Regions from separate parts of the Homo sapiens genome. Here all the other regions are linked to region 1. A link is a loop called in an ENCODE intact Hi-C map of the cell type or tissue named here. Cell type or tissue: mammary epithelial cell. All regions are shown on one strand. Each heading gives the region's core, and the rest is flanking DNA. Links, peaks and the distances in the headings are about the cores only. Region 1 overlaps CAND1.11 (a long non-coding RNA gene). Region 2 holds the start of LINC02709 (long intergenic non-protein coding RNA 2709). Region 3 overlaps SBF2 (SET binding factor 2). Region 4 overlaps SBF2 (SET binding factor 2). Region 5 overlaps SBF2 (SET binding factor 2).

Region 1 (6,491 bases), core at 943-4,942:
AAAGCAGCCATCATTTGAATATCACCTGCATGTGGGTGGAAAGAGCACTCTGGAGGGTCTTGTACTGGCAATGAAATGCTCTGGCCCAGAAATGATTCACACCTCTTCCATTCACAACCCTTTGGCCACAAAGGGTCACCAAGGAGCCAAAAAGTGCAATCCTATCATGTTCCTGGAAGAGGGGAAAACGAAATATTTGGCAAAAGCACTCATGACTCCTCCAGGTCTAAGAGAAGAATAAACTTCTCAGAGAGAAAGGTAGGGAAGGGACTAGGGCTGGGTACTGGGGACTAGACTGGAGTCTCGCAAACGAGGCTTTTCCAGAGCTGTGCTCTAGAAGGTCCTCTGCCTGTGACCCTGCCCCCACCTTGGGCTCAGCTCATCCTTTGCTGCCTCACACAACAGGCCAAAGGAGCAAGCATCTCTTGGGGACTCTGTTTCAGGCCTGGGTCATTCCCTGACCCTCACCTTACACTGTTTTCCTCCCTCACCCAGCCCATTGATCCAGCGGGAGGATGCCCAGACACCAGGTCACAGGTTTCAAAGTAAGGCCCAAGTCATGGGATCCGTGGGGGCAGCCCTCAACTCACTTCCCAGAGATGGGTATACCTCTAGCCCTAATCTGACCACCTGACCGTGGTTCTTGGTAGATAGAGCTGGGCCAAGCTCCCATCAACCTGAGAGGTCCCTGGAGAAGTAAAGCCCTTTCTTGCCTAAACCCATTCTCTCTCTTTTGACCAGAAGCTCAACTCCTAAGAATCTCAAGTTTTCACCCATACTAGCTGGCCCAGCCTACCCAACCAGGCCAAATATCTCATCTCCCTAGCAGGCTTTTCAGAGAAAGATCTGGAGGTGGCTATAAGGCAACGCATGGTAGCGGCCTGGCTTGTCTCTCTGCAGACTCCATGTGACCTCACACTTTTGTTCATAGTCTCACATCCAACAACTGCTTAGGTTAGAGCTGATTTAGTTATCGGCCATTCTTAAGGACTCCATTGGCTCACTCACAGATTAGGAATATCCATGGTTCATCAGCAGGGCCAATGCCACCTGACCCCAACCTCTTACCCCCATCCCCTAAGCCATCCCTAAAAAGTATACAATGTAAGTGAAATCAGTGTGTTTTCCATACAAGACTTCTAGCTTCCCCTTCCACTGCAATGCCTCCTAACCCCTCCAACATAGAAATGCTGGAGCTGGCAGGGCGTGCTGGCTCACACCTATAATCCCAACATTTTCAGAGGCCAAGGCGGGTGAATCACCTGAGGTCAGGAGTTCGAGACCAGCCTGGCCAACATGGTGAAACCCCATCTCTACTAAAAATACAAAAATTAGCTGGGCATGGTGGCATGTGCCTGTAATCCCAGCTACTCAGGAGGCTGAAACAGGAGAATCACTTGAACCCAGGAAGCAGAGGTTGCAGTGAGCAGAGATCATGCCACTGCACTCCAGCCTGGGCAACAGAGCAAGACTCAGTCTCAAGAAAATAAAATAAAAATAAAAGAAATGCTGGAGCCAATAGCACCTCTCAGGTTCAGGCACTCAGAAATCAACTATTGGGGTGAGGTTGGGGGGATGTCCACAAAAACTTAGGACAAACTTTGACATTAAATTCATTCTCAGGGGACAATCTCATCCAGTTCTTGACTGAAAATAGTTACAATGGCTGTGCTGCTACAGGAGGCAGAGAAAAACCTCTCAAGGGGCAGCCAGGAACTCTTCATGGGGTAGGTCATATTTTAACTTGGGCCTCGACAGTTGGGAAGATTCTCAGTCAAGGATGCTGAGGAGGTTACTCTGAGTGCAGAGAGAACAGCATATACAAAGGCAAAGAGATGAAAATTTAGCTGACTAATATAGTATGTGTAACAGAGTAGTGGAGATAAGACTGGAAAGACAGCTCATAAACTGACCCCAACCTCAAGAGAGCCTTGAATATCAGTGAAGAGGTTACACTGATTCTCAAGAGAGATACAGAACAATCAGGATAAAGAATAATCTTAACCAATTAGTCCATTTTCATACTGCTATGAAGAAGTACCTGAGACTGGGTAATTTAAAAGAAAAAGAGATTTAATGGACTCACAGTTCCACATGGCAGGGAAGGCCCCTCACAATCACGGCAGAAGGTGAAGGAGGAACAAAGTCACATCTTACATGGCGGCAGGCAAGAGAGCGTGTGCAGGGGAACTGCTCTTCATAAAACCATCAGATCTCATGAGACTTATTCACTATCACGAGAATAGCACAGAAAAAACCTGCCCCCATGATTCAAGTACCTCCCACCAGGTTCCTCCCACGACACGTGGGGATTATGGAAACTACAATTCAAGATGAGATTTGGGTGGGGACACAGCAAAACCATATCAACTAACATCTATAGAATATTTACTAGGTTGAGCATTAGGCCAAGTGCTTTATATGCATTGTTATCTCACACCAGCTTAACAAGTATATCTATTATTTTTCTGTTTTAAAGACGAGAAAACTTGGCTCAGAGATGCTGAGTTACTTGCCTAAAATCACAGAGCTAGTAAGTGGCATGCACAGAATTCAAACCCAAATCTGCCTGATTCTAGAACCACTAGATGATATTAAATGGTGATGAACAGCATACTTACAAAAGTCCCTCTCCATGGCCGTGGCCTTAGATGGCATCAGGGGGATGGCAAGGAAGGTGTCAGCCTAAAGCCAGACAATTCCAAGCATAGCTCAAGAGTCACTATCGGGTGTCATTCACAGTTGACAGCTGAACAGAAAGGCTGGACATACATGTTGTCTCAGTTAGCAGGGAAGGACAGGAAAGAAGCATGCTGAGCAAAGGTCCATACTGAATATGATCCCTTCCCTACTCCGGACTTTGCAGAGCTGCCCTGCCCAGCGGCACCAGGCCTTCTCAGAGTTGTCCTTTGGCAGCAATGTAATTCATGTTCCCCACTGAGGGCAGAGTCCAGGCTTTGGGTCTATTCTGGCACCCCTTTTCTTCAGAGGCAGCCAAAACAACCCATTGCCTCATTGCAGCACCCCCTTCAAACCAGTCACTTTGGAGAACTTCCAAGGGCTTCGAGACATCTGTTGAACAGAGTTCAACTGGATCTGTTGAACAGAGTTCCATTCTCAATGCCTCTGCCTGCGGAAAGCCACGACAAGGACAGATGTTGTGGCTAGAGGGCAGCAGAGAGCTAGAGGCAGAAGCGCAAGGAGGAGCTAAAGATCACAGCTGGGAGAGCTCTTGGAGGAAGTGGGGGGATGGGGGGCACATGGAGAACCTCCATCTGCCAAGGAAATCCCCTCCCTTGAGTTCACACAGAGGCCAGTTCAGGTTGAGCCATAGATGTTAGGGGATCACATTGGGAAGCCAGACCGGAGGAGAAGCAGAGAGATGCCAGAGACAACACCACTAAGAGTCAAGAAGAGAGCTGGGAACATGCTGGAGGTCACCAGAGGTCCTGGAGCAGGTCTGAACACAGGCCAGCCTTGTTCTCCCCAGGCCAGGAGAGCAGAGAAGAATTTGGGCAAAAAAGCAAAGAAGAAAAGCTGCCCAGTTCATTTTATGAGGTTATCATAACCCTGATAACAAAACCTGTCAAGAACAGCACATACACACACACACACACACACACACACACACACACACACACACACACACACACACACAAAGACCAGTCTCACTTTTGAATGGGGACAGAAAAACATCTGGAAAAAAATTAGCAAATTTAATTAAAGCACATCAAAAAATCATCCATGATAGTCAAGGAGGGTTTAACAACGTAAGGATGGTTTGACATTAGGAAATGTATTAAAATTATACAGTTCATCCTTAAGAAAATAAATCACCCAAACCTATATTCTGAAAAGCACTTGATAAAGTTCCACATCCATTTCTGGTGGGTTTTTTTTAACTTTCAAATTTTTAGGGAGAGCAGAAAAATCCCTTAACATAATGAATGGTGGCAATATCTTACTTAAAATTGAAATACTACAGATTGTTTCATTAAAATCAGTAACCAAACAAAAAGATCAATGTTATTATTATTACTTAATATTGTTCTAGAAGTTAAGGTCAATGCAATAAATGAAGGAATAAAACAAAAACTAGATGTGGCAAGAAGACAAAATTATCATTTCTTATCAGTGCTATACCTTAGTTATAAAAGCTATATTTTAAAATTCCAAGACAACTTCCAGAAATAAAATAATAGTAAACAAGAACTTAAAAATCAATAATAAAAGTAATGTGAATAAAACAATAGGCAATATAAGCTGTTTACCACCTAGAATGTTATGGTCAAAAAGTTTGAAAACAATGTTGATAAGAGTTTGGGTAAACAGGCACCCTCAAACGTTGCTGATGGTATTTTGCATAGGGGGAAAAAAACGTTTCTTCTCTATACTCTCATAATGTTTCTGGCCACTAAATGTGTATGAGCTTTTCCCATACCAACCAATTCTCCAATTCTCTGTAGGCACCAACTGGGTATCCTATAATTTAACTCAATTCTGACACTAACTTTCCTGAGTTACGGCAGACCCCACAGGTTAAGGGCTCAGTGCCACAGGACTGCCCCCAACTTCAGACACCAAGTACAAGGAGTAGATCCCCAGGTTACCAAATTGAGGGCTGTCACAACCCCCTCCCCAAGTTTGATAATTTGCTACGATGACTCATAGAACTCATGGAAACACTTACGTTTACCAGTTTATTATATAATAAAGGATATGATAAGGATACAGATGGACAGCCAGAGGAAGAGGTACATAGGGCAAGGTCCGAAAGCAGAACAGGCATAGGAACTTCTGTCCCTGTGGAGTTGGGGTGCACCACCCTCCCATCACGCGGATGTGTTCACCCACCCAGAAGTTCTCCAAACCCTGTACTTCAGGGACTTTTATGGAGGCTTCATCATGTAGGCATGATTCATTATTAACTCAATCTCCAGAAGTTCCAAGCTTCTAATCATGGCTTGGTCTTCCTCGAGAACAGCCCCCATCTAAGAGCCCACCGAGAGTCATTTTATTAGAACAAAGATGCTCCTAGTACCCTTTCACTTCAGAAATTACAAGGGTTTTAGGAGCTCCATGTCAGGAACCAGGGTCAGAGACCAGTATATACATATATGTATTTCTTATTGTTTCACAGTATTATATATTGGTACAGCCTCTATGGAGAGCAATTTGGCAATATTTAAAAATTATAAATGCACTTGCCTTTTAGACTAGCAGTTCCTGTTTAGGAATTAATCTGACAGATATTCCTGTATCTATGTTAAAAATATATGTACAAAATTATTTTTTATTTATTGTTATGACGTAAGAAAATGGAAATGACCTAAATAAACATCAACAGAAAACTGTTCAATAAATTGCGGTATTCATTCATTGGTATACTATGCAGTTGTAAAAAAGAACGAGGAAGCTTTTTATATATTAAAATGGAATGAGCTCTAAGATATAAAGTTAAGTGAAAAAGCAACATACATAAGACCATGCATAGTTTGCTACCATTTGTATATATACATTTTAAAAACAGGAAAAATCATATTTACTAGTTTATGTATAAAATATCTATGGATGGATATACAAGAAACTAGTAACATTTATTAAATATGTATACCGTATTCTATAATTTGAGTTTAAAACTAAGTATATATATTACCTGTTATTAAATATATTTAATTTTAAGAAAGAACTGGGGAAAATGTTCACAAAAGTATGGGACATCCTTTGCTTTGCCAGATAAAAAATATATTTTAAAACTACTATTATTAAACACTATACAACTATAATACTGGCAGAAGTACTGACACAACATGTAAATTAGTTACTTAAAAGACAAAGGAAACATGAGAAATTAATGGAGAAATATCAAGTTATTCACTCACCAAATGATATTGTAAAAAATAACACTTTGGCAATAATTTATATTCTTACCCTAGCCCCATATACCAAAATTAATTTCAGATTATTTAAAATTTTAAATGTACAAAATAGAACTATATAAAAACTAGGTGAAATATATGTAAGTAGTTAACTGATCTTTAGATGTTGATGATTTTCTGTTTCAAATGTTAAGTCTACCTTCCATTCCTGGGATAAACCCCACTAGGTCATGATATATTTTCTTTTTCAAATATTATTGGTTTTAATTTGCCAAAGTATTACCATTGGTTTTAATCTGTTACCTCTATTCATGAGACATGTTGGTCTTCAGTTTTGTTTGTGGTACCAAGATAATGCTAATCTCCTAAAACAAGTTGGGCGATGTTTCTCCTCTATTTTTTAAGTGAGTTTGTATAGAATTGGTATTATTCCATTCTAATGTATACTAGAATTCACCCGTTAAACATAAAGTTGTTCATAATATTCCTTTGTTTTTTAAATATCTATAGGATCTATAATAATGTCCCCTCTTTCATTCTTTCATTCGTAATGCTGGCAATTTCTCTCTCTTCTCTTCTCTCTCTTTCTCTGTTAGCCTGGTGAGAGGTTTA
Region 2 (6,491 bases), core at 1,255-5,254, 610 kb after region 1:
ACTCTTGTTGCCCAGGCTGGAGTACAATAGTGCAATCTCAGCTCACTGCAACCTCTGTCTCCTGGGTTCAAGCGATTCTCCTGCCTCAGCCTCCTAAGTAAGTGGGATTACAGGCATGCACCACCACACCTGGCTAATTTTGTATTTTTAGTAGAGACGGGGTTTCACCATGTTGGTCAGGCTGGTCTCAAACTCCTGACCTCAGGTGATCAGCCTGCCTCGGCCTCCCAAAGTGCTGGGATTACAGGCATGAGCCAACGTGCCTGACTGATCATTTATACTTCTAATCATCTGTCTACAGATCAGTCCACTAGTCCATTCATCCCTATAAGCATCCATTATCCTAGAGTCCACCCATCACCCATCGATCCATATAACCAACAACTATCCATCCACATGTTACCCTTTCATAACCTCCAGGTAGAGGGGAGTAAGGTCATGAAGGATCTCATCACAGGGCTGAGGCCATCCAACTTTAATGCTGAAAAGTGGGAAGCTATGGAAGGATTTTGAACAGGAAAGTTATATAGTTGGACCTGTATTTTAGAAAAATAACTCTGACAGCTATAAGCAAGATAGATAGGTCTTACTGTCTAAAGGCGGGAAGACCAGTTGGGGTAATATTAAAATATTCCAGATGATGAATTAGGGCAGAGACACAGGGGCTTCAGAAAAGAAGATTCAAGGGAGAGACAGGAAAGCAGCTCTGGGAACAAGCCCAAGCCAGAAGGGCAGGCCTAGATGGAAAACTGTCTAATAGGGGGCCTCAGTTTTGCAATCACCAGCTCAGCCCAAGCACTGTATTTGCCCCAGATCTCAAGTGGAACCAGGCCTCCTGCACATTCTGCACATTTGGGGCAGAGTTCCCAAGAAGCCCAATCCAGAACCAGTCCTCTCTGGGCCCTTCAGCAGAGCACTCTGTCCTGCATCTCAGGTCTCTGAGTAAGTGGTATTTCCAGAGTACACATGCCCCCACCAACTCATCTCACAGCTCAGCCTTGGCTACAGAAAGCCAGGGCCTCTTCTTTGTTAATTTTCTTCAACTCCTCAGAGGTTGGGCCTCCGGCCCAGTGAAGTCAGGGTCTGGGAGGCAGCCCTGGCTCCCTGCCCGCCCACAGAGGATATATTTGGAGCAAGACAACTCCTTCTGGACACAGAGCTTGGGACCCACCCCGCAGGGCTGCCCCAACCAATTTTACTGAGTATCCACGCAGTGTGGTTGTCACTCACGTTTTCACTTGTTAGTTCATTCATTTGTTTACTCATTCATTCATTCCACAAACATTTATTGATCTGCTGGTATGATGCAGCAGGTACAACAGGATGTGTGGTGGGCACATATCTGTATATGTGTGTATATGGGTATCTCTAAGCAAGGATGGCAGAACACACTCTGGGTGCCCTCCCTCAGGGTTCAGTGGTGATGATGACTCACACTCAGGTGTATATGGCATCTGTGGGGACCTGTGTGCAAGTACATGCAGGCACGTGCTCTCTGAGGAGGTAGCTATGACTCAGTGGCACGCGGCATCTGTGGGTATCTGTGTGGATATGTGTCTGAGTGCAGGCATGAGCATAGGCGCTTGCTCCCCAGGGGGTGGGGGAAGTGGTTGTGACTCAGCTGCACATGGTGACTGGGAGCCTACAGGCCAGCTGTGACTTTATGGCTTTGCTTATTTGCCAAGCCAAACAGTTAGTGTTGGGCGTAAATATTCTATCAGAGTGTGCATGGAATAAGTCCTGAGCTAGGGACCTCCAGCAGGCAGGAGAGACTCAGTAGTCTTGGCCCAGCAGCATCTGTCCCCCGCCTGCCCCCTCCACCGTAGGTATACAGGTCCTACCCTCCCTCCCTCGCCCTCTCCACTCCTGCCTCCTGGAGACTCAGCGAGCTCGTCCCTCATTGACTCTACATCACCCCTCACCCACCGGTCCCAGGTGCACACACGAGACCAGGCCCAGAGGTACAGGGCTGTGGCCTTCGAGCTGCCAGCCCAATCCATTTTTCTACCATACCAAAAACCCCTTCTTTTTCAGCCCTCATGACCGCGTCTTCCTCCAACATCCCAGCCCCGGTCGTAGGCTCGGCAAGCCCGCTCCAGGGCCCACTTCCCATCTCGGCGGCCGCAGACCCGCTGCCTCCCCATCGGCGCGGCCCCATCTTCACCTCTGAGCTCCTTGCCCCTCTCTCCCTGGCTGTCTCTGTCCTTATCTGTCCCAAGTCTATCTTTGTCTCTTCTCGAGCCGGGCTGTCTGCAGCAGAGGCTTCACCAGAGTGGAGGTGCTGACAGAGTGCGGGGTGTGGGGAGGACAATCTGTGTCCCTTCTTGAGCCTTATCGGGAAAACTTAAGTCACTGCTCAGGGCTCAGACTGGAATTTCGCCCTAGATGACCTTGCTGGGTCTGCTGGGGCCTCCGCAGGGACAGCCAGGGTCAAACGAGTCAGGAAACAGGCCCCTGCTTGTGGGCCGCCTGCCCGCCCTCATCCCAACCAGGCCGCCTGCAGCGCCCTCGGCGGGAGACGCCGGGGAGGGGAGAGAAGGGAGGAGACGGGAGGGGCGGCCCCGTCTTGGGCACTCGCAGGGACTGGCGGGAGGCCGTGTGGGGCTGGAATCGTGACCACGGATGCCGCAAGGCCACAGGGCCCTCCTCGGGGTCCCGGCCGGAAATCCTCAGGGGCCCGAGGAGGAGCCGGGGCGGCCACCCGACCACCTCCCCGCGGGCCGCAGGCAGGCGGCGCGCCGTACCCGCCGAGAACGCGGGAAGAGGCCATCGCGTCTGGACACCTGGGCTTCGTCCCAGAGCCGTCACTGCTGTGTCCCCTTGGGCAACTGCCTAGCTCCCTGAGCCTCACTTTTCACACCTGGAACATAGGAAAATTGCGCCCACCTTCTGGGTCGTGGCAGATAAAATGAGTTCACGTCAGGGCTGGCTCTCAGGAGGCGCTCAGTGCTCGTGGCTTTCCTCCCCGGTGGACAGAACCCCGGGGCAGCTCCCCGCGCCCTGACGCCCAGAGCGGAGCGGCCCGGAGCGGAGCGACCACCGCACACTGGACCCGACCCTAGTCGGCCCCGCGCGCCCGGGTCGGGGCTGGAACCTGCGGGCGTGGCGCACGCCTGCCACCTGGCGGCGAAGCCCCCAGGCCGCCCGTCCCGCCCACGGCTGCGCGCGTGCGCAGGCCTGCACCACCCAGTCGCCCCCACCACGCCGCGCCCCGCCTCCCTCGCCCAGGGACTTCCTAGGCCACGCCACGCCGCTCCACCAGCTCAGGGAACCCCCTTGGCCGTGCAGACCTGCGCCACAGGGTCGTTTCCTCCCCTCCTTCCCTCGAAAGCGTATGCATTTCGTTGCCCCTGGAACTGGGGTCATTTCAGGACCTCCCAAGGAGGGTCAGGATGGTGGTATTGGCCTTAGGGGACGCGGGCTCAGGTTGGCGGTTGAACCGCATGTTCCTGTTTCAAACAAACCTAAATGTAGGCCTGGAAGGCTGTGCACTGAAATCCTAGTATTAGGTTGGTGCAAAATTAATTGCGATTTTTGCCATTGTAGGTTGTCTGCAGAGTGAGATTATGGCGAAGCATTTTATTCTTTTTACAAACCTGCTTTTTCTCAGTTTTCCACATTGGGTATGTATTGGTGATAAGGAAAAAAAAACTACAAAAGATATTTTTTGAAAAAAAAAAATCACATGGAGAGAGAGAAAAGGGGACGAATTGGCCTATCAAGGGGGTTTCCGGAAGTTAACTTTCTAGTATCTCTGTTTGCATGTAGACTCCCAGGGTGCCCTGGGAGAAATGGAGAAATGAAGCCCAGGACATGAGGCATTGGGATGGATGGTCCATCTTTCACATGTGCTGGGATTAACTTCCTTTAAGAAAAAAGGAAGGCAAAAGGGTTCCCAGCCTTAGGGTTGGGTGGGGTAGAGGCTCCAAATAAACCAGAAACTCTTGAGTAGAGGTGGTCAGTCATTGCTGTCTGGTTCAAGCGCTGATTGGACCCAAGGGGACCAGATCCAGGATATATTTGAGAACAAGGAATTTATTTCAGAAAGGGGCCACTCAACAGTCAGCATTTACTAAGAACCTGCTTGGTACAGGGTGCTGGAACTACCACAACGAGGCTGCCCCTTCCCTTAAGGAGTTCTGGGCTGACTTTTGGGAAAGTTCATCAGCGGTGACGGGTAGTGAGTGAGGCAGATCAGCAGGAACATTACAAGCCGCAGGAACCGTCAGCTGCTGATAGAGGCCCTGGGAGGTAGAGTGGAGAACAGCTCTGGCCACCACAGCTAATGGCCACCAAGGGAGCGACAGGACCCTTGAGGGGAGAGCAGAGGCTGGAGGTCCTTGGGGTCTACTGGGAGGTGGCAGTCACAGGCCCTTGGGTCCTCTCCACAGCCTTGCTGGAACCTTCCAAAGAGCAGGTGTGACTGGGGAAGTGTGTTGCTGGGCTGTCACCCTCACCTGGGACCTCCTCTGTGCACTCATCCATTCACAGATTTGCCAGCTACCTGCCTTTGCAGGACACCTCAGAAGTTACAGACTTGCCTGTGGAAATGCAGAGAGCACCTGAGGTATTTCCCGGACTCTCCAGTAGTAGCCTTGAATGGCTGACCAACCGCAGTCACCTGCCAGATCTTCTCAGAACCGGCCAGCCCACCAGCGACAGGCCCATTAAGTGGCCTGGCCCAGCCCAGATGGAAAACCCCCTCCACGTGACTTTCTAAAGAACATGCATGAAGACAAAACACCAGGTGCCTCAGGTGTGACACCCTGAGGACACATCACCTGTACAGTATCCTAACCCACCCAAGATGACACAGTAAGGTAAAACCACAGTAGAGCCCAGGCCTGTTTGACTCTGAAGTCCAGGCTCCTTTCCAACTTAGTGCCCTAAAGGCCTGATTGGGGTGGGGGTAGGCAGGAAGATTCAAGCACTGATTGTTTGTAGCCCAGGCTGGGAGGGCAACAGCTCTAGAAAAAAAGTCACTCACTGCTTTAACCATCTTCCAGCTAACTGCAGTGAGGTGTACAGGGCCATGGGGCTCTGGGATGAACTCTTCCACCTCTACACCTTGTAAACAAGGATTCCAGACACACCCTCCAAATGGGAATGGAGACACACGTTTGGCAGAGTTGGACAGTAACGCTGCTCTCCTATCAGCCTGGACTTTGAGGGGAGTGGAAAACATGAGTGTGGAGGTGCAGCAGTCCTGGTATCCCCTGAAACCAGCCTGTGGGGGGAACAGTCTTCCCAGGGGAGCTGCTCAGGATCGTCCTGGTCCCATGCATCAGGAAGAAAAGGGAACCTGAGAGCAGAGGGAAAATGCAGAAAGTGGGGCAGGGAGACTGCTCCCTGAAACCCCCATGGGCTGCTGGTCCAAGCAGAAAGTGTTGTCGGAGGGGGGAGAGGCAGGGTGAAATGGGACAGGAAACGAGGACTTCCGATGAGGAGGAGGAGGGGGCAGTGGGCTGCGGGTCTTGGGGACTGAACAGAATGGGGTTTGCTAGACAGAGCTTTCGTCTACCCACTCCTGAAGTCCTGCTGGACCTCAGCTGGCCCTTGTGAACTGTTGAGGGGGATATAAACACAAAGGCCTGCATTCCTGTGGGTGCACAATCCTAAGAGACCATGGACTGCCTGTGTGTGGTGGGAACAGGAAAAGGAGGCTGAGTGTAGCCCTGCTTGGAATTTAGTGTCCACCACAGATGTATCCACTACCCAGGGCCAAAGACTCGGCAGCCTCAGAAGACTCAATGGAAGCTGAGCACAGGACTAGAAAGGGTCAGGGCCCTCCTCTGTATGTAGGGGTGGCACATGGCCACTAGCTGGGTGATGGGGCACTGAGAAATTAAATGTTTGACATAAAAATGTAATCAGGACCCGAGAGGAGGTGGGTGGTGTAATGAACAGCATCCTAGAAGTCCGGTACAGATTTCACGTGTCACCTTCTAGTTCCTTATCTGAAATTGAAAGGTGAGGTCAGGTGCAGTGGCTCAGGCCTGTAATCCCAGCACTTAGGGAGGCTGAGGAGGGCATATCATTGAGGTCAGGTGTTTGAGACCAGCCTGGCCAACATGGTGAAACCTCTACTAAAAATACGAAAATTAGCCGGCTGTGCTGCACACGCCTGTCGTCCCAGCTACTTGGGAGGCTGAGGCAGGAGAATCCCTTGAACCTGGGAGGCAGAGGCTGCAGTGAGCTGAGATCACACCACTGCACTCAAGCCTGGGCATCACAGCGAGACTTCTTAAAAAAAAAAAAAAAATTTAAAGGTGAGCCAGTTCAGGCTTCTAGAGGCACTGCAGTTACAGACGGTAAACTGCACAAATCCTGGGTGTGAAGCTGTTTTTTCCTGTGTAACCACCACCCATTGACAGCATCCCAGAAAGTTCAAGTGTGTCCCTTCCCAGTTTACAGCCACCCGCCTCCCACCCTCACTTCTAAATCCACCGATTAGCAGTGTGTCTTGGAAATTAATATACAAGGAATCATAT
Region 3 (6,491 bases), core at 953-4,952, 160 kb after region 1:
ACACTAAAGACACAGCTGATGATGGGACATGAAGTCCATAAAAAATTGGAGGACCTGACACCTTAGTGAAATTTCTGAGGTAACAGTATTTTGGGATATATTGGGATGTCCTTTCTGAAGTAGAAGATAAGCTACTGCATCTTGTATTCACTGCTACCAAAAAGAAGTACAGTAACTGGTGGGTCTCTCTGGGTTTGAAGTCAGGATATACTAAATTTTAAGTGTACTGTTCCAACCTCTTGACTCAACAATCTATAAAAACTGCCATTTGGTTGCTATGTGGAATTTGTGGCAGGCTCTGACAGGAGAATCACAGTGAAGCCTCCTTCATTTTAGAGCTAACTGTATCTTCTCTGAGAAGGCTACTGGCTTTGTTGTTAGATGTGATAGAGAACAAATTTCTAAATACTGGATACCAGTGACATGAGCATGCATAGCAGTGTTACATTGTCAAATAAAAGCAGTATACCTGGGATTGGGCAAAATGGAAGTACTGAAAACACATGTACATTGAGCAAGCAAGAGGCTCTTTTTTTTTTTTTTTTTTTTTGAGTCAAGAGTCTTGCTCTTGTCGCCCAGGCTGGAGTGCAGTGGCGCAATTTCAGCTCACTGAAACCTCCGCCTCCTGGGTTCAAACGATTCTCCTGCCTTAGCCTCCCAAGTAGCTGGGTTTACAGGCACTTGCCACCACATCCAGCTAATTTTTGTACTTTCAGCAGAGACGGGGTTTCACCACGTTGGCCAGGCTGGTCTCTAACTCCTGATCTCAGGTGATCCACCTCCCTCGGCCTCCCAAAGTGCTGGGATTACAGGTGTGAGCCACCGCGCCTGGCCACAAGAGGCCCTTTCCATACTGTGATTCCTTTCACAACCCCACACCCATGGTTTTATTCCTGGGGAGTCTGCTGTGTTCTTGGTTAACAGATGGTTCTACATGATGTGTTGGCACCTGTCAGACTAAGAGCTGACTCTGGTAGAAACGGCCAGTTGTCTCCTAATACTATTTTTTTCTCCTTTAGAAATAAAACTCTTGTGTTTTAGCAGGGCAATTGTCTAAGAGACTAAGAGACTCCCTTGCTATTGGGTGTAATCATGTGACAAGGCTTTGGCAAGTGATATGTAAGTGAAATTGTTCTTCCAGAAATTCTCCTTAAAATATTCTATACCTTCCTCCTTCTCTTCCTCCTCCTCCTCTCCCTCCTCCTCCTTTCTTCCTCTTCTCTTCTTCTTTCTTTTCTTTTTTTCTTTGTGCAAGGGAGCATGGGGTCTTGCTCTGTTTCCCAGGCTGGAGTGCAGTGGAGCAATCTTGGCTCACTGCAGCCTTGACCTTGTAGGCTCAAGCAATTCTGCCACCTCAGCCTCCTGTGTAGCTGGGACCACAGGTGTGCAACACCACACTCAGCTAATTTTTGTGTTCTTTTTGTAGAGATGGAGTTTTGCCATGTTGCCCGGGCTGAACTGGAACTCCTGGGCTCAAGTGATCCTCCTGCCTCAGCCTCCCAAAGTGCTTGGGATTACAGGCATGAGCCACTGTGCCCAGCTTCCTTCCTTCCTTCTTGATTTCTACTTGAAACATGGATGTGATGTTTGCAGCTCTAGCAGACATATTAAACCATGAGAACAAGGGTCTAAACCTGTAGATAGTGGAGTGATGAACCTGAAGAAGCTGGATCTTTGAGCCCATAGATCTGACATTGATCCTGAGTGTTGTCTTCGAGACATCTTTTATATGAAAGGAAATATACTTTTATCTTGTTTAAGCTATTAATGTTTTAGGTTTTCTGTCATATGCAGTGGAACATAATCCTAGTGGAGACACTGAATGCTTAGATGGATAACGTGCCATTCTCTGAGATAGAGAATGGAGGGAGAGAAGATACAGATTTTATAGAAATAATAGAAAATCCCAATTTGGTCATGATTAATTTGCTGTGTTTATGGAAATGCTTAATAGGGGGTACAAACAGCATTGGGAGCTTGAGAAATACTCTATCTGTTACAAGAAGGAAATGATTGTCTTCAGGAGAGTGAAACGTTAAGGAAAACAGCTGGTAGTAAAGTATATTATAACCAGCCTCATAACTTGTTTGGACAGATAAACAATCTGTAATGCTTTTTGCAGGATAGGAAGTTTGCGTTTGAGAGAAGAGTTGAGCAGAAAACACACGGCTTGGATTATCTGTGCTGTAGATGCGATGCTCCAGGGTGAACTTTGAGTTGCAGATAGGAAGTTAGAGATGGGAAAAAAAAAAAAACAAATTTGTGGAGAGGAGAGCATTGTAGGCAGGGGACATGTTTAAACTGTATTTGGGAAGAAGAAATTTGTCACCTGTATTTGTGTAATGAGAAAGGCCTACTTGATTTTGAAGGCACAGGTTGCTGGAGAACTAAGGATTTTTGTAACTTCTCCTTTATTGACTTAGGGTTAGGGAATACATTGATAGGGACACATTGAATGAGTTTTAATGAGAAATTTATGTGTATCATGTCCAGTTGCATTATGCAACAGATACGAATTTCTTGTTTAAGGAAGATTAACATAATAGCCTTTGCTGTTTTTTAATCAATAACTTTCCTCCCTAGTTTAAAAATGTTGTATTTAAAAAATCTATGCTGAAACTAAGCACTTGCTATGTACTAGTCTTATCTGCAATTGGAAGAAAACGTAAATATAACTTAAACATAGTGAAAGTGGTACAGTTAAGTCATAGAGAATTGTGTTTTAAATTTTCAGTTGTATTTTTTTTCTGAAAGGATCAATGTTTTATAGATACTACCAATATATTAATGTTTTTAAAGCTGGTTCCAAGAAATTTGTCTGAAATTTTAATGTGGCAGTGTTTTCTCTGCTGAATTATCAAGGGAGGCTAAATATTCTGTGGTATAGTGGTAATAATTTTCGTAATACCTTGATAGGCATAGATAATACTGCAGAAATTGCCAAAAAACAGCTTCTTTTTTTTTCTCCATTCTGTCCCTCCACCTGTGTTCTTTCCTGCCACACGTCTTCACCGCCTCCTTCACCCCCTCCTTTGCTGTAAACTTAGTTTCTCAGAATTCTGTAATCATGTCTTTGTAAATTTTCAGTTTGGTTCATGATAACTGTAACAAGTTCAGAAAGAGGTTTCTCATTCTACATCATACAAAATGAAGGTGTTTATGAAGTAGCCGGGAGTTCTTTGCCAGCAGACAAGTTATTGAGGCTTAGTTTAAATTGGTATAATTTAAACTGGTATAGTTTTCCTAACAACATAATCTATCTGGAGGAGATTTTGGTCTGCTTTTCAGATCAGCAATCATAGTGTTATGCCATCTAGTGGTAGATGTATGTATTTCACATTTTTTGTTGGTTTACCGTGCCTGAAGTTTAGAGCCAGGAGGGACCTAAGATCACTTTACAGGTGGGAGACCAAGGCTTAGAGAAGTTAGAGGATTTGCTTAAGGTCACCAGTTAGTGACAGAGCTAAGATAAGCCTCAGATCTCCTGATTACCAATGTAGTATTCTTTTCAAAACATGGCAGTGTTTTTCTTGAGGACTTTCTTAGATTAGTTTATCAACCATGGGAAGGTATTTATATTTTAGATGATTTCTGTGTATTCATAATTACTGTTGATAGCTTTAATGTACTGGTGTTTTAATAGGCCCTTGTACTCAGAAGTTAAGGGAAATGGATATCATATTTACCTTTGATAAGACATAGTAGTTTTCTTTAAGTAGTTAAATAAGTGCTTGTGAGAGAGGGTTGAGCTTGTTTTCCATTTGTTACAGTGAGAAAAAATATTAATTATTGTGCCTTTGGGCTTGCCCTTGTATGATCTAGTTTTTTTTTCCCATAGAAAAGGAAGTATTAGGAGAGAGGGCCCTAGGACTAAACTTATCTGTTAGGGTCATACTCAGATTAAGTTTTGTGTTGAAAAAAGAATCAATTCTGACAGTGCCTTCTGGTCCCTCCTCACCCTACCCTGGCAACTAAAGGTTGCAAATCAGGCAAGCAGTAAGCTTCAAGGACAGAGAAGTTTTAAGCAATCTTAAAGGTTGTTGGAATAAGCATGAAGAATATTGCCCTGGGAAGAGGTTTAGAGCCAGCTGATATCAGAACACCAGCTATTGGACTGGAGAAGTATTTAAGTACTAGATTGAGGATGACTTGGATTTGTATTTTTGTTTTGCCACTGATGCTCCGGTATTGCTTCTTTTGTAATTTCCTTTCTGTTTAAACACCTTCCTTCAGCCAATCTTCAATGTTAGTGTAGTTTTTTTTGCTTTGTTTTTTTTGGTCCAAGAATGTCTGGATTTTCCTCTCATTCCTTAAGGGTAGTTTCGTGGGAAATAGAATTCATAGTTGATAGTTCTTTCTTTCAGCACTTGAAAAATGTTGTGCTGCTTTCTTCTGTCCTTCATGGTTTCTGATGAGAAATTTGCTGTCATTTGAATTGGTGTTATCCTGTAGGTAAAATGTTTCTCTCTGGCTTCTTTCAAGACTTCTTTGTTTTTAATTTTCAGATGTTTAATTATGATGTATCTTAGTGTAGATTTCTTTTGAGTTTATCCAGTATGAGAGTCACGCAACTTCTTGAATATGTTTGGTGCTTCACCAAATTTGGGAGTGTTTTAGCCATTATTTCTTTGAATATTCTTTTAGTTCCCCTCTTCCTCTCCTCTTTTCTGGGACTCCAGTGATATGAATAGTGGATCTTTTGTTATGGTCTGTGGACCTCCCATGGGTTCCCAATGTTCTTTATATTTTAATTTGTTTTCTCTCCGTTGTTCAGACTGGGTAAATTCTACTGATTTCACCTCAAGTTCACTGATTCTATGCTATGCCATTTTCACTCTACTATTGAAACCATCCAGTGAGATTTTAATTTTGGATATTTTATTTTTTAGTTTTATAATTTCTGTTTGATTTATAACGTATTTCTGTGCTGATATTTCTATTTTTCATTTGTTTCAAGAGAGTTTATGATTTGATGTATTTTTAAGGTAGCTGCTTTAAAATCTTTGCAGATAATTCTTCCATCTGATTCATGTCTGTGTTGGCATCAGTTAATTGTCTTTTTGTCATTCAAGTTGTGATCTTTTCTGGTTCTTGGTGTAATGGGTGCTTTTTTACTATATCCTGGACATTTTGGCTGTTATGTTAGTTTTTGTGTTTAGAGTTAGCATGTAGACCATAGTCTAATTTTGTAGGCTGTTGTTCCAGTGGCAGTTTAATTTTCAGAGCCTTTTCAGTGTTATTTTGATTTTCTTGGTTATTTGGTTTTCTTTGTTTATTTAATGCTGGGGCCATTAAATATAGCCCTTCTGTCACCTCAGGCAGCACTAGAGCTCCCACTGGTGCTGCCTGAGGTGGCAGAAATCATTCCCCAGGCTGAGCTGTTTGATGTCTCTTGGTGGGGGAGGGGACTCTCAGGCTACAGGGACAAAGAGGTTTTGCTGGACCAGGCTACTTTGTGTGGCACGATGTTCATTATTGGTGCTATTTCACTGCCCTGATGTCACTGGGGAGTACATGAGAGATTCTGACTCATGAGGACAAAGAGACTACCTGGGCCAGACTGCTTGTTACAGTGGAGTCTCTCTTACTGGTGTCCTCTGACTACCCCAGTGTTTCTGGATTGGGGAGGGAATTCTTAAGCCCATAGAAACAAAATGTCTGCCGAGGTTACTTGATACAGCGAGATACCTCTTGCTGGTGCTAGCTGGACACCTCAGTTTCTCTTGGTTGTGTAGGAGAGCCTTAGGCCTGTGATGACAAAGGCTTCCCAGGCCATCCTGCTTATTGTGATGGGGTCTCTCTTGCTGGTGATGCCTACTCACATGGTATCTGCCTTTGGGGAAAGGGAGTCAGGGCCAGGAGTGAAGGAAAGTGCTTTCCCTGGCTGCTTATTATCACTGTGGCTGTCTATCCCCTGCTCATGGTTCTGGGCTTTCCCTGTGTTGTTAGTGGAACTTCTGTTTGATCTGGGAGATGAGTGAGCCTACCTTGGCTGCCTTCTGTTGTTAACCTGGGGATTGGGACATGCTAGGCCTGGGTTGCCTTCTTCTGTTTGGTAGAGATAGGTAAGATGTCCTGCCATTGTGTTGTTCCTCCATTCCGAGGGTTACAAAACAGTTTACTTTCCTCTTACCACCTTTCAGAGTTCTCCTTTGGTTGCCTCCTGTGTTATTTATAGGCTTATACTTAGTGGGGAAGAGCAAGAAAAAATGAGTCTATACCATTGTGTCTGATCAGAGATTCATTAAAGAAAATCCTTTATTGACATATAATTTACATACCGTAAAGTTCATCCTTTTAAAATGTAAAATGCAGTGGTTTTAGTATATTCAAAGAGTTGTGCGACCATTACCACTATTTATTTATTTGTTTATTTATTTTAAACTCAATTTTATTTTAAGTTCTGGGATACATGTGCAGGACGTGTAGGTTTGTTAAATAGGTAAACATGTGCCGTGGTGGTTTGCTGCACCTATCATCCCGTCACCTAC
Region 4 (6,491 bases), core at 1,352-5,351, 180 kb after region 1:
GATCTACAAGCACACGAAAAGATGCTAACATCACCAATTATTAAGGAAATGCATATTAAAGCCACCATAAGATACTATTGCATGCCCATTATTATTGCTATTAAAAAAAAAAAAAAAAGCCAAGCACAGTGGCTCACATTTGCAGTCCCAGCAACTGGGGAGGCTGAGATGGAAGGGTCACCTGAGCCTAGTAGTTGGAGGCAGCAGTGAGCTATGATTTGCACCACTGCAACTCCAGCTTGGGTGATAGATGAGATTCCAACTCTAAAAAAAGCCCCAAAACAAAACAAAAATCCCAGAAAATAACAAATGTTAGCAAGATTAGGGAGAAACTGGAACTCTTGTGCACTGTTGGTGGGAACGTAAAATGGTGCAGCCACTATGGAAAATGGTATGGAGAGTCTTCAAAAAAAATTGAAAATAAAATTACCATATGACCTAACAATTTCACTTCTGGGTATATCCTAAAAGAACTGAAAGCTGGGATTCAAACAGATATTCATACACATGTTTATAGTAGCATTGTTCACAGTAGTCAAATGGTGGAAGCAACCTGAATGTCCATAGACAGATGAATAGACAAGTGAGATGTGATACACGTGTGCACGCACACACACACCCCCCCCCAGAATATTATTCAGCCTTAAAAAGGAAGAAAATTCTGACACATGTTACAACATGTGCCAACATTTGTTGTGTTATGCAAGGTTCAACCTGAAGGATGAACCTTGGGGACACTATGTTAAGGGAAATAAGCCAATCACAAAAAAACACAAATACTAGGAGATCGAGACCATCCTGGCTAACACGGTGAAACCCCGTCTCTACTAAAAATACAAAAAATTAGCCGGGCGTGGTGGTGGGCGCCTGTAGTCCCAGCTACTTGGGAGGTTGAGGTGAGAGAATGGCATGAGCCCAGGAGGCAGAGCTTGCAGTGAGCGGAGATCACGCCATTGCACTCCAGCCTGGGCGACAGAGTGAGACTCCGTCTCAAGCAACAACAACAACAATAAAAAACAAAACAAAATACTGTGTGATTTCACTAATATGAGAGACATAGAGTAATCAAATTCATACAGGCAGGAAGTAGAATGGTGGTTGCCAGGGGCTGGGGAAAGGGAGGAATGGCAAGTTGTTTAGTGGGTATAGATTGTGAATTTTGCAAGATGGAAAGAGTTTTGGAGTTTAGTTGCACAACAGTGTGAATGTACTTAACACTATCTGAACTGTCCACTTAAGATTGTTAAGATGATAAATTTTGTGTTATATATATTTTACTGTAGTTAACTTTTTAAAACAGTATGAAATAAAGCTTTATGTACTGAAATGAATAAATCTCTAAGGCATATTTTATAGCAAGTAGCCAAAAACTATCTGGGAAAAAAAGAACAAAGTTTGGAAGACTTATACTACCTGGTTTCAAGACATCCCATAAGGCTCAATAATCAAGACAGTATGGTATTAGCTTAAGGAATAGACATGTAGATCCATGGTACAGTCTAGAAGCAAACTCACATATATATCATGAATTTATTTCTTTTTTCTGAAATGTTCCACTTTATTGAAAGAAAAGCATGTGTTATCTTTTTTGTTTTTTCCTTTTATTTTTAGTTGATATGTAATAATTCTACATGTTTATGGGAAACAGGGTGATATTTCAGTACATGTATGCAATGTATAATGGTGGAATCAAATTAGTGTATCCATCACCTCAAATACCTATCATTTCTCTGTGTTGTGAACGTTCAGAATCTTCTAAGTTTTTGAAAATATACACTAAATTATTGTTAACCATATTCACCTTAACGGTGCTACAGAACACGAGAACTTATATTTCCCATTTAGCTATGACTCTGTGTCTGTTAACCAATCTCTTCCTTTCCTTCCCTCCCCACATCCTTCCCAGCCTCTAATAACCACAATTCTACTCTCTGCTTCTATGAGCTCAAATTTTTGTTTTTTGTGTTTTTAGCTTCTACATATGGATGAGAACACACAGTAGTTATCATTCTGTGCCTGACTTCATAAATTGGTTTTTGGACCGAGTTGCTAATGTAATTCAGTTGTGGAAGTGATAAGCCCAAATGGTGCTAGAACAACTGGATATCCATTTAGGAAAAAAATGAGCCTTGACCCTTAAACCATACACAAAAAGTAACTTGAAATGGATCATAGTCTAAATGTAAAAGCTAACACTATAAAGTTTTTAAAAGAAAACTTAGGATTTTGAGACCTTTAGTTAAGCCAAGATTTTTTAGAGAGAATGTCAAAACCGTGACTGATTAAAGTTTCTCTGGATTTCCTGAAAAACCTTGAAAAATAGTATATAACCATGCAGAAAAGGTGGATAATACAATAGCAATAAGCCCCATTTTTTTTAGAAGTTTCCCTTGGATCTACAGAATCTTTGGATGCTACTTGGGCCTTCTAGTTTTTACTATTTACCATTGGAAAGGAGGAGGACGCTGGAAGAAATGAGAGGATGTGGGACGCTTTAAGCAGCGCTTTCACCTAGAAAGGGAGAGCAAAGTTTACTCAGGTGTTATTTTTGCCAGATGCCAGGTTTTCTTCTTCAAGCCAGAATTTTGGGTATATTAGAAAATGTGGGGTGATGATCACCCTGGGCAACATGGTGAAACCCTGTCTCCACAAAGCATAGAAAAACTGGCCAGGCACAGTGGCTCACGCCTGTAATCCCAGCACTTTGGGAGGCCGAGGCGGGCGGATCACAAAGTCAAGAGATCAAGACCATCCTGGCCAACATGGTGAAACCCTGTCTCTACTAAAAATACAAAAATTAGCTGGGCGTGGTGGCGCGTGCTATAGTCCCAGCTACTCGGGAGGCTGAGGCGGGAGAATCACTTGAACCCAGGACACGGAGGTTGCAGTGAGACGAGACATCGCCACTGCACTCCAGCCTGGCGACAGAGCAAGACTCCGTCTCAAAAAAAAAAATTAAAAAACAACAAACAAACAATAACAACAACAACAACAACAACAAAAAGACATAGAAAAATTAGCTGGACATGGTGGTGCTTGCCTGTAGTTCCACATACTTGGGAGGCTGAGGTGGGAGGGTCGCTTGAGCCCAGGAGGCAGAGATTGCAGTGAGCCGAGATTGCACCACTGCATTCCAGCCTGGGTGACAGAGTAAGACCCTGTCTTAAAATAAACAGACAAAAAAAAAGTCAGGTGATTTTGACAATAAGACTTCTTTCTTGAAGTTTTGATTGCTGTAAATGGTAGCCAACTTGAGATATTAAAATCATTATGTGAAAGACTTTGTGATATGCAAGAAAGAATACTGAACTCTAGGATTTTATGTATCTGTATGTTTATATTTATGTATATATAGAGAGGTGTATATTTAAATACATAATTTGCTTATAAAGGACAACAGCAATTTGAGAGAACACCATCTCTCTAGGTCATTCCTGTAGGTCATCTCTCTAGGTCTACTTTCAAAGGTACGTAAGGAATGAATTTTTATATTACCTACCCCCCCATTTTGATCTCATAAAGCTTTTTGTCGAATTATACATCTATACATCCATACATCCTAATTACTGTACGAAATATGTTTACATCTTTTTGCTTGACTTTGAATAATTCTTTGAGAGTTTCCAGTTACGGATATTACCATGTATGGTCATCTCCTTGTAACTTAGCTTAATTTAAAGTACCTTTAAGCTAGCCAGAATAACTTGCAAATCTGTTGATTTAATAAGATGAAGTATTTGGTGGCCTCTAGTGGTACTTATGTGTCTATAAAAAGTCACCAATGTACAAAATTTTAGGGTGAGAGTTACTAAGGTGACAAAGTAAACACATATGTGTATTTATTGAAGAAAAGTTTTTTAGTCTTTGAGAACTAAAAGCTCATTAATCAAATATAAATTTATCAATGATATGGCTGTATCTACTTTTATAGCAAATTATTATCACCACTAAACTTTCCTCACTTTCAAGAAATGCCTTGGAATTATACTCATATCTCTTAATTGGGAGAATTTTTATGTAACTTGTATTTAACATTCAGAAATAGTTTACTATTGCATTGAATTGAGATGTGTCCAGGAAGGAGGATGGTGGGAATATTTCTGACCTCTTTTGAAATGTAATGAAAGCTAAAAAGGGAGTCACAATTTCATAGATTAATTATAAAGATAAAAGTCCTTAGTAAAATGTACTTTTTTAAACAGTTAATTCTGGCTAACTCTTAAAGATACTTTAAGTCTGGCCAAAAATTATCTAGAATCTGAACTGCATGTAGAAATTTAGAAAAATCACTTCAAAAATTGGGAAAATTTGTATAAAGTTAAGATTTAGAAAACCAAAGAGAAAAGTGACAGTTTTAGGTAAGTTATATTTATTTCTTAAATGCTAAAATTCATTCATTAAAAAAATTAGAAATTGAAATCTCAGATTTCATAGCTTGCTCAGTGTTATGTAGCTACTTAGTAATTGCTGAGATGATAATAAAACCCTGGTCTTTTGATTCTCTGCTAAAGCTTTTCTAAAACTATTCTGCTAGTAGTATTATATGAGAAAGCTGATTTTTAAAAAAGTTTTCTTTATTTCTGATACTTAAAAAATTAATAGACTAAGCCCTAGATTCCAATTAGGATGGTTTAAGTGGCGTTAGAAAGACACTTAGAGAAAAAGCATTTTAACATTAAAATCAGAAGAGTGTAATGACATGAGTACTCGGTGCTTAGAGAGTTGGCAGCTTTTATTTTTTCCAAAGATAGACCATATTTACCAGAAAAACCTCTAATATCTGTGAAATTAGGAATAGCTTTGATTATGACAGCCACAGTGTTCTAATGAAAAAGTTAGATTTTACTATTGGATTCAAAACCAAGTGAAAGATTTCAATAAAGCTAAGGAATGCATCAGAGTCTCTTAACAGCAGCAGAATTGATCAAGTGGAAGAAAGAATTTGTGAGCTTGAAGACAGGCAGAACACCAAAGAAAAAAGAATGAAGCATACCTACAAGATCTAGAAAATAGCCCCAATGGGGCAAATCTAAGAGTTATTGGCCTTAAAGAGGAGGTAGAGAGAGATAGGGGTAGAAAGTTTACTCAAAGTGATAATAACAGAAAATTACCCCAAACTAGAGAAAGATATTAATATTGAAGTACAAGAAGGTTATAGAACAGCTAGCAGATTTAATCCAAAGAAGAATATATCAAGACATGTAATATCAAACTCCCAAAGGTCAAGGATAAAGAAAGGATCTTGAAAGCAACCAGAGAAAAGAAAGAAATAACATACAATAGAGCTCTAGTATGTCTGACAGCAGATTATTTCATGGAAACTTGACAGGCCAGAGAGAGTGGCCTGATATACTTAAAGTGCTGAAGGAAAGAGGCTTTTATCCTAGCATAGTATATCTAGCAAAAATATTCTTCAAACACGTGGGAGAAATACTTTCCCAAACAAAAGTAGAGGGATTTCATCAACACCAGACCTGTCTTACAAGAAATGATAAAGGGAATAGCTCCATCAGAAAGAAAAAAACATTAATAAGAAATAAGACATCATCTGAAGGTACAAAACTCACTGGCAATACTTATAACACTGTAACTGTCATGTGTAAACTCCTCTTAAATAGAAAGACTAAAAGATGAACCAATAAAAAATAAAAACCACAAGGACTTTTCAAGACATATACAGAGCAATGAGGTAGAAATAGAAACAACAAAAAGTTAAAAAGTGGGGGAACAAAGTTAAAGTATAGAGTTTTTATTTTTCTTTTTGCTTGCTTTTATGCAATTAGTGTTAACTTGTCATTAAAGTAATTGGTTATAGGATATTATTTGCAAGCCTCATGGTAACCTTGAATTGAAAAACATACAACAAATACACACAAAACAAAAGGGGGTAAAAATAAAAATAAATGAAAACATACCACCAGAGAAAATTACCTTCACTAAAAGGAAGACAGGAAGGAAACAAGGAAGAGAAGACTGCAAAACAACCAGAAAACAAATAACAAAATGGCAGGAGTAAGTCCTGCCACATGCATCCAACACTGGAGCACCCAGATATATAAAGCAAATATTATTAGAGCTAAAGAATAGACACCAGTACAATAATAGCTGGAGACTTCAATACCCCACTTTCAGCATTGGACAGATCGAGACAGAAAGTTCAATAAAGAAACATCACACTTAATCTGCACTATAAAACAAATGTACCTAATAGATATCTATAGAACATTTCATCCAGCAGCTACAGAATATATGTTCTCCTCAGCACATGGATCATTCTCAAGGATAGGCCATACATTAGGTGACAAAAATAAGTTTTTTTTGTTTGTTTGTTTTGTTTTTGTTTTTTTTTGTTTTTTTGTTTTTGTTTTTTGTTTGTTTTTTAATTTATTATTATTATACTTTAAGTTTTAGGGTACATGTGCACAATGTGCAGGTTAGTTACATATGTATACATGTGCCATGCTGGTGTGCTGCACCCACTAACTCCTCAT
Region 5 (6,491 bases), core at 1,034-5,033, 510 kb after region 1:
ATTAGCCAGGCATGGTAATGCACACCTGTAGTCTCAGCTACTCAGGAGGCTGAGGTGGGAGGATCACTTGAGCCCCAGAGGTTGAGACTGCAGTGAACCAAGATTGTGCCAACTGCACTGTAGCCTGGGCAGCAGGTGAGACCCTGTCTCAAAAAAAAAAATAAATAAAAACTGGCCAAAAATGGGGAGGATTGGGAGAATTTAGATTATATCTTATATTTTTGAGACCACCAAACCCAGGCAAAGGACTTGACAACAGTCTTGGATTTGATGTCTACCAATTTCTGGACCACAAAGGAAAGAAATTGATTTATCCTCTGAACTCTTAATATTTACTAAACAACTTAAGACACAGAATCATTAGAAGGCTAAATGGTTTAAAAACAGAGTTCAACTGGGCCTGGTGGCTCATGGCATTAATCCTAGAACTTTGGGTGGCCGAGGCGGGAGGATCACTTGAGCCCAGGAGTTTGATACCAGCCTAGGCAACAAAGTGAGGCCCCATCTCTACAAAAAATACAGAAATTAGCCAGGCATGGTGGTGTGTGCCTGTGGTCCCAGTTACACAGGAGGCTGAGGCAAGAGGATTGCTTGAGCCCAGGAGGTCAAGACTGCAGTGAGCCTTGTTTGTGCCACTACACTCCAGCCTGGGTCACAAGGCGAGACTATGTCTTGATAAAAAAGGACTTCAATCCATTCATCCCAACTACTGACATTTATAGAATCTGGCACATCAAGTGAATACTGGACAATGCTGGTGGATGAATATACCTCTCGTGCAGAAATTGTATGCCTTGATCTGAGCAATCTAGAAGGGTTATAGACCATTCTGAGTTTAAGGATACTTGTACTGTTCAATCTGAGTATCAGGTAGTAAAACAGGAAAAACTGTAGAAGATGCTTATAGTCATCCCATTTAACTAAATGGATTACTCACTATTCTGTAAATCCCACTAACTAATGAGCATAATATCCTAAATACTCATTGCTTATAGGCCATTCTCTTTCTGCTCCTGCTAACTGAGTTGTATGTTTACATAAGCCAGTTGTGTTTTGTTCCTGATTAATTATATAGTTGTTAGATGTCACATAAATAGATGAAATATGAGTTATATACATGAAAAGCATCAATAAGGGATAGAATAAAACCTGCAATATAACTTATGTATTCTTTATGGACATACACAGGTAAAAAACAAAATGGGAATGATAATATGTAATTCATGATCATGGTTACCTCTAGGATAGGAGAGAAATAGAATCAGGAGAAGTATACAGTGGACTTGTATGTATTGTATGTCCTTTCTTTAAAAAAAAAAAAAAAGAGAGAGAGGGAGGGACAAAGCAAATATGTTTAAGATTTGATAAAGCCAGGTTTTGGATACAATTTTTTCTATTCCTGTCTTCCTTTTGTTTGTCTCTCAAGACTAAGCAAAAGAAAGACTCCCAATTTCATCAGAAAATGCTCTAAAATTAATTATTAAAGTGATTTAATATCTGGACTTGGTCAGGCCAGAGCAGAATCACAGGAGGACTTGCTAGCACCATCCCTGAATTGTGCAGTTAGTTAGGTACACTTATATTCCAGGGACCAGAACTAGATAGGAAATCTCCAGCAATTTAGACAATGAATCTCTCTATTATTCTTTAAGACCATTACATGTTTATGGAAAAGACCTGCCAGCTAGCCTTCTTTCCTGAAATCTGGTTTTCCCTGAGCTCCCAAACGAGAGCCTTGAGCTTGGGGAACTAACATGTCTAGCCAGACAGGCCTTCAACAGGCCCCTCATGCTGATATCTTAACCTTTCCCTTAACCATCTCATCTCTCAGATGATTTGCATCCTTTATTTGGATTTGAATCTGGCCTGCTGGTTGGTGAGCCCCATGAGTTTATTCTTCATATCCTGTCCCATGCTGGGTTTCCTTTGAAAGCTTTGTGGAAAATGAATGGCATTGCTTAATCTAGTACCTTCACGGGCTGTTTTTTCTAGATAAAGAAGGAAGTCAACACATTCTTAAACATCTCATAAAATTGCATGGCACAATACCACTTTTTTTTTTAGGACAGAATCTTAAAAATTATTATGAAATGTAAATATTGTTGCCAGAATTGAAGAGAATGAAAGAGAGATGTGATTTGACAAAAGCATTCCCAACCAGCACCACCATCTCACACCCTCAGTATGAGTTAAATCTCATCTTTGTGCAATATTAAAAGATTATGATGCTAGTATACAGACCAATTTGTAAAACCATCTTGTCTTGGGAAAGTTTTTCTTCAAACCAGAGAAATTATTAGAATCAAAAAAATAAAATAAACACAAAATAATAAAAAAAATTTTTTTAAATAAATTATCACAATCAGAAGATAGTTTTATCCATAGATGCTTATTTTCTCTGTTTACTAAAATTACTGCTACTGTCCCAGGTTATACTGAATTTGAAACCCTAAAGTCTCATTACATCTTTCCCTACATAATTATATTACAGGTTTGTTTTGTAAAATATGTTCATTTTGTATCTTACAGAAACAACGTAGAGTAATGGAAAGCTTTATTTCTGTTCCCATCTGTTCTACTCATCTTACCATATGACCCTGAACAGTTCTCTTTCTTTATAGATTCTCTCAAATGCACAGTGAACACCTGAAATATTTACCTTACCACCCACTTTCTAGCCCAAGCTGACTGCAAAGTTCCATTTTTGCAATTTGTAGATCAAGCCATGATGGAGTCTAGGCAGAATAAAGTGATACTGCCCTCTGCTGGTCCTGAGAACACCCATCAGTGGAATGGCCCTGCCCATCCTCACTGAGGGACACAGTGCTCCCTGCTTGTGGTTGACCAGACAAAGCAAGAAACCACAAAGAAAGAAGGCAAACTGCATGTCTAGAAAAAGAATAATATTTTAAGTATTTGGGGGTTAATGATTTCTAACGCACATATCAGGAGATCATTTTATCTGCAGGCACTTATTTTCTCTGTTTACTAAGACTACTGCCACTATCACAGATGCCATAGCCGTTTGTGTCTGTCTTGCCACCAAGTGTTTGTACTATAGTCACTTCACCCTGCTGTAATGCTCACCTAGTAAACAGGCTGTGGGTTCTGACCCTTTGGGCCACTGTCACTCTGTCTTGCACCGTTTTTCTTCCTTGGAACATATATAGTCCCACTTTTGCTCAAACTATTTAGATTAGTTTTTGCATATTCAACTTTTAGTTTGTGCATAAACATGAAGATACAGGTTGAGTATATCTAATTCAAAAATTTGGGCCACACTTGGTGGCCTAATCCTATCCCAGCACTTTGGAAGGCCGAGGTGGGGGGATTGCTTGAGGCCAGGAGTTCAAGACCAGCCTGGGCAACATAGTGAAAACCTGTTTCAAGAAACATTTTTTTTTTTTTTTTTTTTGAGATGGAGTCTCACTCTGTTGCCTAGGCTGGAGTACAGTGGCGCGATCTCAGCTCACTGCAACCTCCACCTCCCAGATTCAAGCAACTCTCCTGCCTCAGTCTCCCAAGTAGCTGGGATTACAGGTGCCTGCCACCACACCCAGCTAATTTTTGTATTTTTAGTAGAGACGGGGTTTCACCATATTGGCCAGGCTGGTCTTGAATTCCCAACCTTCAGTGATCTGCCTGTCTCAGCCTCCCAAAGTGCTTGGATTACAGGCGTGAGCCACTGTGCCTGGCCTCAAAAAACATTTTTTAAAATTAGCCAGGCATGGCAGTACATGCATGTAGTCCTAGCTACTCAGGAGGTTAAGGCGGGAGAATCCCTTAAGCCCAGGAGTTCTAGGCTGCAATGATCTATGATTGTCATCAGCCTGGGTGACAGAGTGAGACCCTGTCTCCAAAAAGAAGAAAGAAAATTCAAAATGCTCCAAAATTCTAAACTTGTAGTGGGCTGGCATGATACTCAGAAGAAATGTTCATTGGAGCATTTCAGATGTCAGATTTTCAGATTTAGAATGCTCAACCAGTAAATATGATGCAGATATTCCAAAATCAGAAACACTTCTGGTCCCAAGTATTTCAGATAAGGGACATTCAACCTGTAATGTCAACTCAAATGTGCCAAGGAAAGCAAATATACACCATCAGTGTGAAAAATACTGAAGAAAGGTGGGGCTTCATTACACCCTCAGATTCCTGTACATCTCTGTTAAGTTTTAATAAAAGATGTTTAATTAATAACTTTTTTGGCATGCTGATTATCCTAAAAGTACTTTGTGAGAATCTGATAAGGATTTGTTAAAAGCTCAGTTTTTTGGAGTTTATCTATATGAATATAATTTCAAGACTTCAACATTTTTAGAGTTGCCATTGATTATGTTATGCTGCATTTGTAAGAAATGGTACTGCCCTGAGTATACTCATGGTAAAGGCAGTTGAGAATTACAGTTTTATCTCATTTGAATTTAGTGCCTTTAAAATCTCTTTCAGGCTGGTCATGGGGGCTCACATCTATAATCCTAGCACTTTGGGAGGCCAAGGCAGGTGGATCACTCGAGCCCAGGAGTTCAAGACCAGCCTGGGAAATATGATGAAACCCCATCTCTACAAAAACCCCATCTCATCTCACTGCAACCTCCACCTCCCAGGTTCAAATTTTTCTACAAAAAAAAGCTACAAAAATTGCTGGGTGTGGTGGAGCACACCTGTAGTCCCAGCTACTACAGCTACTAGGGAGGCTGAGGTGGGAGGATCTTTTGAGCCTGGGAGGTTGAGGCTGCAGTAAGCCATGATCATGCCACTGCACTCCAGCCTGGGTAACAAAGCCAGACCTTGTCTCAAAAAAAAAAAAAAAAAAACTGTTTCAAAATAGGCTTGTGTACTGCTACTGAAACAATTGTTGGTCCTTACAGTAAAGGACTAAAAAATGAAGGAGGAAAAAGTGTGTAATCCATGTCCCAAGTGTCTTCATGCAGAGTATAGAAGGAGCTTGTGATTCAGTGTGTGTGGCTTCTGCTTACGCACTCACAAAACCACACACATTTTGTTCATGATTTCCCATAGGTAGACAGTAACTGTTTCTTAAATGAGCAGATAGGCATAATGAAATCCAACAATGATCCCTGTGCACCCTCAAAGAACTCCTGATTTTTGCTTCATAGCCACAACTTACAGCCACTTAATAGGGAGAATTGAGGTTATAGCCAGTTACCTCAGCAGCAGTAACACAGTCCTATCTTGAAAGGGTCTTACAGATGGCATGTAGTACACAGAGACTCTTTAAGGCAAAATCACAACCACCCAGCTTCTAACTACACAGGTACTACATTTCGTGGTATGCAGTTCTAGACCAAAAAGGAGATTAGCATGTATTGAGCGTGTAATTTTTACCAGATGTCTTATATATCTGGTATACGTCCCTAAGAAATGAACCAACTTTTGTTGTGTAACAGTTATATAACCTTAGTAATCATCTTCAGTGTCCAGCATTTCAGGAGAAGACACTCAGCTTATTAAATTGCTTCGAAAGAAAACTTATCAGAAACTTTAGTTCTACTCACAGAAAACAGATGAACTCAATTCCAAAGAATAAAATGGGCCAAAAAATGTTTATTGAAAATGGTACCTACTCTTTCTTGGAAAATTATGAATTTTTAAAAATTTGAAACATCCTTAGCTTTTAGAGGTGGCAGAAATAGTTTTGGAAAGTTGACTCAAGTCACTAACTGAAATTTGGCAATGTAAATTATCATTAAAATTTAAAATGCAATGTTATACAAGTTTTTTTCAGAGGTTCCAAGGTAGAATATTACTTTGGGAAACAAAATCATAAAGTGAGGGGAAAACAGAAGTGCTAATTGGCAGTTAATTTGGCATTTCATTTATTTTGATTTACTTTCAGTTCTTTTGAAAGACAATTTGGTGTTATAAAAAGAGCAGGGGTTTTGGAACTAAACAAACTTAAATATATATGAAGTGCCTTCTAAATGCCTGCAGAGTTCATTTTCCTTCCCTCTGTTGTTAATCACCTCTTAAGTTTACTCTTACGCTGAAACCCAGCAGGAAGTCCCTGAAAGGAAGGAGGTTTGGTTTGTGTTTATCTTTCCCTGCACAAATTTGGTTACCAGAAAATGCCCTTGAAGCCCAGGGCAGTCTTCTAGAGAGTATGTGAGCCAGGCAACAGCTTTGGCGGGGAGGTAATGGGCTGGAATGAGCAGTAGGAAAAGTGCAGTTCTCCTGAGTCCCTAATTCATGCTATATCCTCATTCTGTGTGTAAGGCCAAGCTGTAGGTTCACTCATATTTCAGTTGCTGTCTCTTTAAAAAGAGTACCCTAAAGCCATAGAAGAAATGTTAAATTATCTGGAGTTTTATGTTTACATCGTGATGGATTTTATTATATGCCCTAATTGTAATAATATTCACTAAACCTACAGTGCCTCCTTTTCCTGTATTTTCTAATTGATATAATAACAGCTTTGATTTTTAGCTGTTACTAAAATACCCATTTTGATAAAGTGACTGAGACTCTCA

Evidence for each region. Peaks named below come from ENCODE experiments on the same cell type or tissue, not always from the same donor. Only the 100,000 strongest peaks of a DNase experiment are listed, where the experiment ranks them.
Region 2: a loop joins it to region 1, with 13 times the contacts of the local background. A loop is called at or near these places in 11 of 110 quality-filtered maps.
Region 3: it touches region 1 in a loop (5-fold over the local background); 19 of 110 quality-filtered maps call a loop at or near these places.
Region 4: it touches region 1 in a loop (21-fold over the local background); 3 of 110 quality-filtered maps call a loop at or near these places.
Region 5: it touches region 1 in a loop (8-fold over the local background); 3 of 110 quality-filtered maps call a loop at or near these places.

The regions. Positions count from the first base shown.
Region 1 is chr11:10,363,518-10,370,008 of GRCh38, reverse strand. The region is part of intron 2 of CAND1.11 (a long non-coding RNA gene); the gene reads right to left. Among named protein-coding and RNA genes, the nearest start is that of CAND1.11, 58 kb to the right of the region's middle. RefSeq lists an enhancer at 2,948-3,447. In mammary epithelial cell, for the core only: a CTCF peak has its summit at 3,176; a DNase peak (open chromatin) is centred at 3,278; H3K27ac peaks cover 613 bases.
Region 2 is chr11:9,754,899-9,761,389 of GRCh38, reverse strand. LINC02709 (long intergenic non-protein coding RNA 2709) reads left to right here and starts at 1,857. Exons shown (of 3, transcript NR_033972.1): 1 at 1,857-1,961; 2 at 3,547-3,623; 3 at 4,492-6,491. It overlaps SBF2-AS1 (SBF2 antisense RNA 1), which reads right to left and starts at 3,097. Exons shown (of 3, transcript NR_036485.1): 1 at 2,887-3,097. RefSeq lists silencers at 2,648-2,767, 2,888-3,287 and an enhancer at 4,759-4,818. In mammary epithelial cell, for the core only: CTCF peaks have their summits at 2,509, 3,119 (motif pointing left) and 4,548; DNase peaks (open chromatin) are centred at 1,539, 2,489, 3,169 and 4,799; H3K4me3 peaks cover 1,098 bases; H3K27ac peaks cover 3,795 bases.
Region 3 is chr11:10,205,074-10,211,564 of GRCh38, reverse strand. All of the region lies in intron 1 of SBF2 (SET binding factor 2), which reads left to right. Among named protein-coding and RNA genes, the nearest start is that of SBF2, 86 kb to the left of the region's middle. In mammary epithelial cell, for the core only: a CTCF peak has its summit at 3,300 (motif pointing left); no DNase peak of the experiment used is centred there.
Region 4 is chr11:10,179,246-10,185,736 of GRCh38, reverse strand. All of the region lies in intron 2 of SBF2 (SET binding factor 2), which reads left to right. Among named protein-coding and RNA genes, the nearest start is that of SBF2, 110 kb to the left of the region's middle. In mammary epithelial cell, for the core only: a CTCF peak has its summit at 3,742 (motif pointing left); no DNase peak of the experiment used is centred there.
Region 5 is chr11:9,858,588-9,865,078 of GRCh38, reverse strand. All of the region lies in intron 17 of SBF2 (SET binding factor 2), which reads left to right. The region is part of intron 1 of LOC101928008 (a long non-coding RNA gene); the gene reads right to left. Among named protein-coding and RNA genes, the nearest start is that of LINC02709, 100 kb to the right of the region's middle. RefSeq lists an enhancer at 1,602-2,161. In mammary epithelial cell, for the core only: a CTCF peak has its summit at 2,763 (motif pointing left); a DNase peak (open chromatin) is centred at 2,788.